2 separate regions of the Homo sapiens genome follow, and region 2 is linked to region 1. Evidence: chromatin contacts called from ENCODE Hi-C or POLR2A ChIA-PET data. All regions are on one chromosome and are shown on one strand. The core of a region is the stretch at or near the end of the contact, and the rest is flanking DNA. Distances in the headings are between cores, read along the strand shown. Region 1 overlaps KCNAB1 (potassium voltage-gated channel subfamily A regulatory beta subunit 1). Region 2 holds the start of C3orf33 (chromosome 3 open reading frame 33).

Evidence for each region. Hi-C counts contacts between places; a loop is a spot of excess contacts on that map. ChIA-PET counts read pairs that join two places held with the same protein, here RNA polymerase II (POLR2A). Pooled maps may share reads with other maps.
Region 2: a loop to region 1 is called in a map of naive thymus-derived CD4-positive, alpha-beta T cell, with 14 times the contacts of the local background. The contact joins the promoter of C3orf33 here to the enhancer-like site in region 1. A Hi-C loop is called at or near these places in 2 of 168 maps with a recorded cell type or tissue (IMR-90 and naive thymus-derived CD4-positive, alpha-beta T cell) and 14 of 50 pooled maps. POLR2A ChIA-PET finds 5 or more read pairs at or near these places in 1 of 52 experiments (T-cell).

Annotation. Positions count from the first base shown.
Region 1 is chr3:156,148,712-156,152,422 of GRCh38, reverse strand. The region is part of intron 1 of KCNAB1 (potassium voltage-gated channel subfamily A regulatory beta subunit 1); the gene reads right to left. Among named protein-coding and RNA genes, the nearest start is that of KCNAB1, 30 kb to the right of the region's middle. Within about 2 kb of position 1,747, at least 8 of the 41 ENCODE cell types and tissues checked have a DNase peak (open chromatin) inside an H3K27ac peak, as active enhancers do.
Region 2 is chr3:155,804,279-155,807,989 of GRCh38, reverse strand. C3orf33 (chromosome 3 open reading frame 33) reads left to right here and starts at 1,712. Exons shown (of 5, transcript NM_001308229.2): 1 at 1,712-1,851. The coding sequence starts at 1,738. RefSeq lists a silencer at 1,428-1,777.

The DNA.
Region 1 (3,711 bases), core at 498-2,997:
TGGTATCAGGCCTCTCCTTCGGCTGCCACTTCAGCCTCTTGGGATGGTTTCCTAACCCAGCTCATTTATGGGCACCTGACTTAGGGGCTAGACAATCCTGAGGTAACCGTGTCTGTGGTCCATCAGTGCTCAGAGGGCCTTACCCCTCTTAACGCCTGGTGACTCCCTTTTAACACACCTACCACTAACACCCACCCTCAGGGGATGTGCTGAGCACAGGGACACAGGGGACCGGATTTATGTAGGCTAATAAGGTCAGCAGGCCTATGAGATCCCTCAGCTTTGGGCCTAAAGTTCCAGAAGAAAACGTGGTAACCCTCGCTGGGTAGCTGTGGGAGACACAGTCGTTGTCAGGGACACGGTAACAATATCCAGGAGACCTTCCTGCAGGCATAACAATTGTGTGGCACCACAGCGCCACCTCCCAACCCAAGGCGGACTTGCAATTAGTCATAGTCTTTCCTTTGACCTCCTTCCTATACTAAAATTAATTTCTCCTGAACTGTTCCAGATTGAAGGAGACCTAAAAGATATGACAACAAAATATTGCCATCCAATACTGATCCTGTACAACTGGAGTAAAAAAATGCCACAAAGAGCATTATTGTGTCAGCTGACAAAATTAGAATACAATGGTAGATTAAAATATCATATTTATGTAAATTTTACCAAAGTTGTTAATTGTATTGGGGATAAGAAAATATCATAACTATTAAGAGATACTGAGGACTAAAAAGCCATGATGTGTGCAACTTAGTTTTAAAAAGCTTGGAAAAATAAATGGAGAGGTGGGTTGTAAGGAGTGAGCATGTGAGAGCATGAACAAAAGTTAAAGCAAATGGGGCAAAATGTTAACAATATGTTAAGGAATAAATAGCCCAGATGTGTTCTTTATATTATTTTAGCAACTTTTCCTTATGTTTGAAATTATTTTCAGATAAAAATTTTAAAATAGTTCTGGCCTTAAGTACTAGACAGTTTGTCTAAAAATAACCTGTACTCCCATCATTAGGGATTCATTTCTTTGGATGATATATTTTGCAGACACTCTATTAAAAAGCATCTATATTTTAAAACTTAGGGAGAATTAGTTGGTAACTAGATAAGGAGAGGAAGAGGAATCACTGGATGGGAGGCACTCGCTCTAAGTGTGGAGAGGTGACACGTGATATGTGAAAACAAACAGTGGGTACAGAGGAGGGCCATCTCCTAACTTGGTGATGAGCCAGGCCCACAAGACCATGGTTCTGAGAGCATTGACAGGCTTTGATATGGCCTTCTCCCGTGCAGTCCAGATAGCACACACGTTCCAGTCTGCTCCATCTTAACTGTGTAACAAGGTGCCTGCACCTGAGGTGGGGCTGACACCAACAGAATATTCTCTGAAAGATGGTAGGGGATGAGATGTCTACTTTTCCTTTCTTCACCAGCCATGCCCAGAGGTCTGTGGTGTAGCTCAGAACCCCCTACGCTAGAAAACTCCCAGACATAGAAAATTTGCTCTATAAAATATCTAACTGGGTTAGGTTATAATAACATAGGCTTGCCATGGAATCTAGGCTTCTCAGAACCTTAGGAATATGCTGGTCTTACCTTTTTAATTTTTTTCTCACTATATAAAATTTCCCATTGTCATAATCAAGGTAAATACATAGATTCAAATTTAAGTTCGAGTCTAGGACTGTCTGAATAAAGTTTTCTGCTAGCAGCGTTTCAGGCAACAGAAGAGCTTCCTTTTCTTTATGAAATAGCACATCCCAGTGGCACTCAAAGGCACTGCAGGGAAATTCAGGAATTGTTTTTCTCTTGGGTGAAAACATCTTTGGCCTACAGTTACTCCTCGGTCATGAAAATCAGATTTCAAAATGCTCACTTTTTTTCAGACGAAACCGCTGTCAACAACTTGTATATAAGAAAGCACGGATCCCTGTAACCCAGTATTGTTCTCAAGCCCTGAATTTCCAGTATTTTCGTCATGCTGCATAAACAAAGCAACTTTTATCCTGGAAAACCCCAAGTGGAAATTTCAAAACAGATTGAATATCTGCCCCTCTCAACAATATTTCAAACCCAAGCAGCACTCGTCTCTCACTCTTGCTTAAATTCTAAGCATTTTCTATCTAAACTGACACTTTGAAAACATACTTATTTTAGAATTTCTATTCCATTCAATAGGAAATAACACGTTCTGTTTGTTTTGAATAAGCCCCTTTCACTACGCCTCCACAGCCCTTCACCAGCAGCCTATTCAGGTTTCAAGTAATCACATACGTCCTGAGCCTGAGCCATCTTGGTGTCATCTACTTTCCTCCAGAAATATTGATGCAAGGAGAAAAACAGCTAGAGAGCTCACAGCAAATAAGCACAGGCCCAGAGACTTACCAAATTAGGTCATCTAAAATAAATCATGTGGACATTTTTTAATACAACCCCCTGCATGAGTAGCATTTTTCTAGGCTATTGATTTTCACAGTCACAGCTCTAGCTATTAATACTTTTCAAGCAGGTCTGAGTGTGCCAAGTGTCTCATGAAAAGGGCAGGTCACAAGAACACATGATGAAAGGGTGTTTTTGGTGGGGTTTGGAGGGTCCTGGGAGGATGAAAGTAAGTGCAATTTAGGAACAAATGTAATTTTCAACTTCCACATATGTCAACCCTGTAATACTATGAAAAGGAGAAAGGGCAAGAGGGATAGTCTTTCCTGGGTATCCACTATATGCCTCTTTGAGAGGATGGCGTTACCCTTTGAAGTAGGGTTTTTCAGCTTCATTTTGTAGATAAGGAAGCAGGGGATGAGAGGAGGGAGGGAAGAGCTTGTCTTTAAATCCTTCTGCTAGAACATCATGTTTGCACTGTGACAGAACCCACAGAGAGGGGTTCAGGTGAAAAATTGTTCCTACTTATCTCTGGAGTCTTTGTTTAATGATCAATGAAAACTCTCATTTATGCCTTCAAATTCTCTGCCCTGACATCTCTGAGAAAAGCTGGTAGCTAAGTGAGGTTTCTCTCTAGTTTTCCTTCCCCTTTTTTTCAATTCCATCCCTCCTGCTTCTATGATAGTCCGTAGTAATGTACCATGCTCGGATACTCGAGCTTTTCTGTTGATCTAGCCTGGAAGCTTCCTTCCTGTTTTCTCTTATTTTAGGTCAGGCTTGGACTATGTCCGGTTTCCTTCTTGGTCTACCATCTAGTAGCTTAGATTAGCGTGGCCACCACTCAGCAAGCACACTCCCCTTTTAACAGAAGTCTCTGAGAACTGATGTCTCCAGTCTAGGGAGATCTTCGGACACTGGGGCAAGCTAATGGGAGAGACACTGCAAGCTGGTGGAAGTTTCAGTCCTTTTCATTTCATTCTGGCTCAAATATTTTTGTTCTAGGCACAATGCCAGGCACTGGAAATGCAGCAGTTGATAAAAGATACCTTCGTATTACATCGTTTGAAGAGTTATTTATTCCCACACTTCCTGAGGCCAAGCTGATTAGGAGCCCATGTGTGAGATAAAAAGAAAGAAAAACAAACACTTTCTGAGTAGATCCTAATAGCAACAGCAAAAAAAAAAAAGAAAGAAAATGAAAAAGCAAGTGATGAAAGGAGGGTGATATGTTCAGAATTGTGCAATATTCTATTTTAGGTGTTTATTTTCTGTCCCTCTATCCTTTATAAATAGACACACACTTCTTTTTGGAAATGCTAAAGATGCCTAAGTGAT
Region 2 (3,711 bases), core at 463-2,962, 340 kb after region 1:
AACTGGGATTAATAATAGTGCCTACCTCATGAGTTGCTGGGAGGATGAAGGGAGTTAATGTCTGAGAAGCACCTAGAACAATACCTGGCGCATAGCAAGCAAGACCCAAGTGTCAACGATTCTTATTTACTTACTTTCTTGTCTTTTCTTTTTATTGAGACAAGAGTCTTGCTCTGTGGCCCAGGCTGGAGTGCAGTGGTGCGATCTTGGTTCACTGCAACCTCTGCCTCCTGGGTTCAAGCGATTCTTCTGCCTCAGTCTCCTGAGTAGCTGGGACTACAGGCGCATGCCACCACGACTGGCTAATTTTTTGTATTTTTAGTAGAGATGGGGTTTCACTGTGTTAGCCAGGATGGTCTCGATCTCCTGATCTCATGATTCAACCTCCTCAGCCTCCCAAAGTGCTGGGATTACAGGCGTAAGCCACCACGCCCGGCTGTTATTTACTTTCTATTGGCTATAACACAGAGACAATACACTCCTTGAAGCCACCACTCATAATATGTATTGTTAGGAATACAACATAGTCTGTTTTGACTTTTAAAGGTAATATTTGCATAAAGTAAAAAAAAAAAAAAAACTCCAGTAGTATAATTGCACTCTCCAATATAATAGCCACTAGCCATATGTGACTAAATTAATTAAAATTAATAAAGTTAAAAATTCAGTTCCTTGATTTCAGTAGCCACATTTCATGCAGGCAATACCCACATGAAGCTACAGGACATTTCTATCACTGAAAAATGTTTATTAGAGGTGGCAGATTGTGAAACCTCTTGCCCTTTCCTACCTTCCGTTTCCCGGGGTAGTCACTGTTACTAGTTTCTTGTATAGTATTTAGTATTTATTTATTTTTTTAGATGGAGTCTTGCTCTGTTACCCAGGCTGGAGTGTAGTGGCACGATCTTGGCTCACTGCAACCTCCGCTTCCCAGGTTCAAGCGATTCTCCTGCCTCAGCCTCTTGAGTAGCTGGGATTATAGGCGCATACCACCAGGTTCAGCTAATTTTTGTATTTTCAGTAGAGACGGAATTTCGCCATGTGGGCCAGGCTGGTCTCGAACCCCTGACCTCAAGTAATCCGCCCGCCTCGGCCTCCCAAAGTGTTGGTATTACAGGCAGGAGCCACCACACCCGGCCTCAATATATATTTTTATTACATAAATGTTACCATATTATTTGCACTGCTCTGTATCTAATTTTTGTTTTATTTAAAATGTATTAACTACTGTTTTCTAACAGCTCAAAGATTTAGAGCATGTGATATTAGGCTTTCAGAGCAGCTCTTAAAACTTTAAAGCACAATTTGAATATAAGAAATATGCATAGGTTTCAAGGACAGGTCGTATTTGGTTAAAAAATATGCATATGCTGTTCCTTGGGAGCAGGTGGAAGGAATGAATTACTTCAATTTCCTTCCTTGTGTGGCACCTGCGAAAACCACGTTGCAGCTGAGTGAATTGAAGTCACCAGCTGACAATCATCCTACTAGCTTGATAGGGAATGCTTCAGCCCCCACAGTGCTGCTCAGAGATCTCCTGCATCGTGGAATCACCCTGCATAAAAGCGGTTGGGGCACTGTTAAGACGTCTGATATCTGGGGCCCGCCCACTGGCGACTGCAGGTCGCGGGGCCACCCCGGTCCGCGGGGAAGGGGACCCCGCCGCCTTCCCGAGGTGAGCGGCGCCCCCTGCCGCCAGCCGGAGGAGCTCAGGGCCGCTCGCAGGAGGCCGGGAACATGGCGGGGCAGCCCGCGGCCACCGGCTCGCCGTCTGCCGACAAGGACGGAATGGAGCCCAACGTCGTGGCTCGGATCTCGCAGTGGGCAGACGACCACCTGCGCCTAGTCCGGGTACTGGGGCCACGCAGTCTGGGCGGGTGGTGGGCGCGGGGCGGCACAGAGCGACCCTGAGAACAACGTGAGGCCTCAGGCGTGGATCCCGCCGGGGCCGGGGAGCGACAGAAAACTGCGGGGGAATGAGCTCGAGAGGGCGACATCGCGAGTGTCGTGTGTGCGGGGCTGCAGAGGGCCGGGGGCGGGCCAGGGGGCCAGTTCGGCCTCATTATTACAAGGACTGTTCTGGATCCTTGCTGGGCTGTAGGGGGCACCTCAAAGGGTGAGACGCAGCCCAGCTCGGGGATGCCACCTGGTCCATTAGAGCATTTGGGGAGGGCCCAGAGAGGAGACCGAGGAAGAGCAGGGAAGTCCTGTACGCCTTGGGAGAGAGCATTTCTAATTTTTATTTATTTTTAATTTTATTTTTTAGGGACACGGTATTCCTCTCTGGCCCAAGCTGGAGTGCAGTGGCACGATCATAGCTCACTGCTGCTGCTCCACCCACTTCGGCCGAAAAGATCCTCCCACTTCAGCCTCCCGAGTAGCTGGAACCACAGGTTGCGTGCGCTACCCCATCGACTACTTTCTTTTAGAGTTAGAGACTGGGAGTCTTGCTATGTTGTCCAGGCTGTCCTCCAACTCCTGGCCTCAAGTGATCTCCCACCTCAGCCTCCCGAATAGATTTCTTTTTTTTGAGACAGGGTCTCCCTCTGTCACGCCTGGAGTGCAGTGGCACCATTATGTCTCGTTGCAGTCTCCACTTCCTGGGCTTAAGCAATCCTCCCACCTCAGGCTCCCGAGTAGCTAGGGCTACAGGCACTTGTCACCACACCAGGCTAATTTGTTTTTTGTTTGTAGAGGCAAGGTCTTCCTGTGTTGCCCAGGCTGGCCTTGAACTCCTGGTCTCAAGAGATCTGCCCGCCTCGGCCTCCCAAAGCACTGGGATTGTAGGCATCAGCCACTGGTGCCCTGCCTTTTTTTTTTTTTTTTTTTTTAAGTGAAGCACTAAGCCTCTGGAGTTGAAGCAAGAGAGGGACATGTTAGGCCACCAGGCAAGAGAGGGTTGTGGCTAAGACACAGAATTGTGGTGATATGAATTGTTTGGGTGTGAGGTACAAAGAAAGAGGTCCAAGGAGGCTGGTAATAGTTGCTGATAAGGAGAAGGAGTTGGAATAAATGATTTATTGGGGAAAATCTAGAGAACTTTTTGGACACGTACATGGAGATGTGCAAATTTGGAGATCATTATTAGACTTCTAAGCAGAATTGTAGATGCTGTCCTTGGCAACTGGATATGGGGTCCGGTGTTGAAGGGAGATCAGAACCTGACATAGAACATTGGGAATGACCTGCATAAACCTTAAGTAGCATTTAAAGCCGTGGGCTTGAATAACATCTCAGAGCAAGTGAGAAAAGCTACTGAAGAAGCCCTAGAATTTGGGGGATTATAACATTGAGAATCTGGGGAGTAAAGAGGAGGTCAGCAAAGACTAAGAAGAAGCAGACAGTGAGGTAGTAAAAAAGTCAAGACAGCCAGGTGTTCTAGAAGCCAAGTGAAGAAAATGTTTTCAGAAGGAATCATTAACTTTAAAAAATAATACTGGAAAGTTGAGTAAGATAACTTTGCAAATGCTCTACAGCCAAGCAGCACAAAGTCCAAAGCCATGCCTGTTTTCACTCATCATTGTAGCCCCAGTTCTTAGAGTAATGCCTGCTACTTAGTAAGTGCTAGATAAATATTTGTAGCATCATTGAATGGTAAATAATATATGTGTTAATTGGTGAAAACTCATTTCTTCCAGTTAAGCAGTAATAGATGCATGGGTTATTTCAAATTAAAAAATGACTTCAGAAGGATTATGGGAGGAAGTTGTG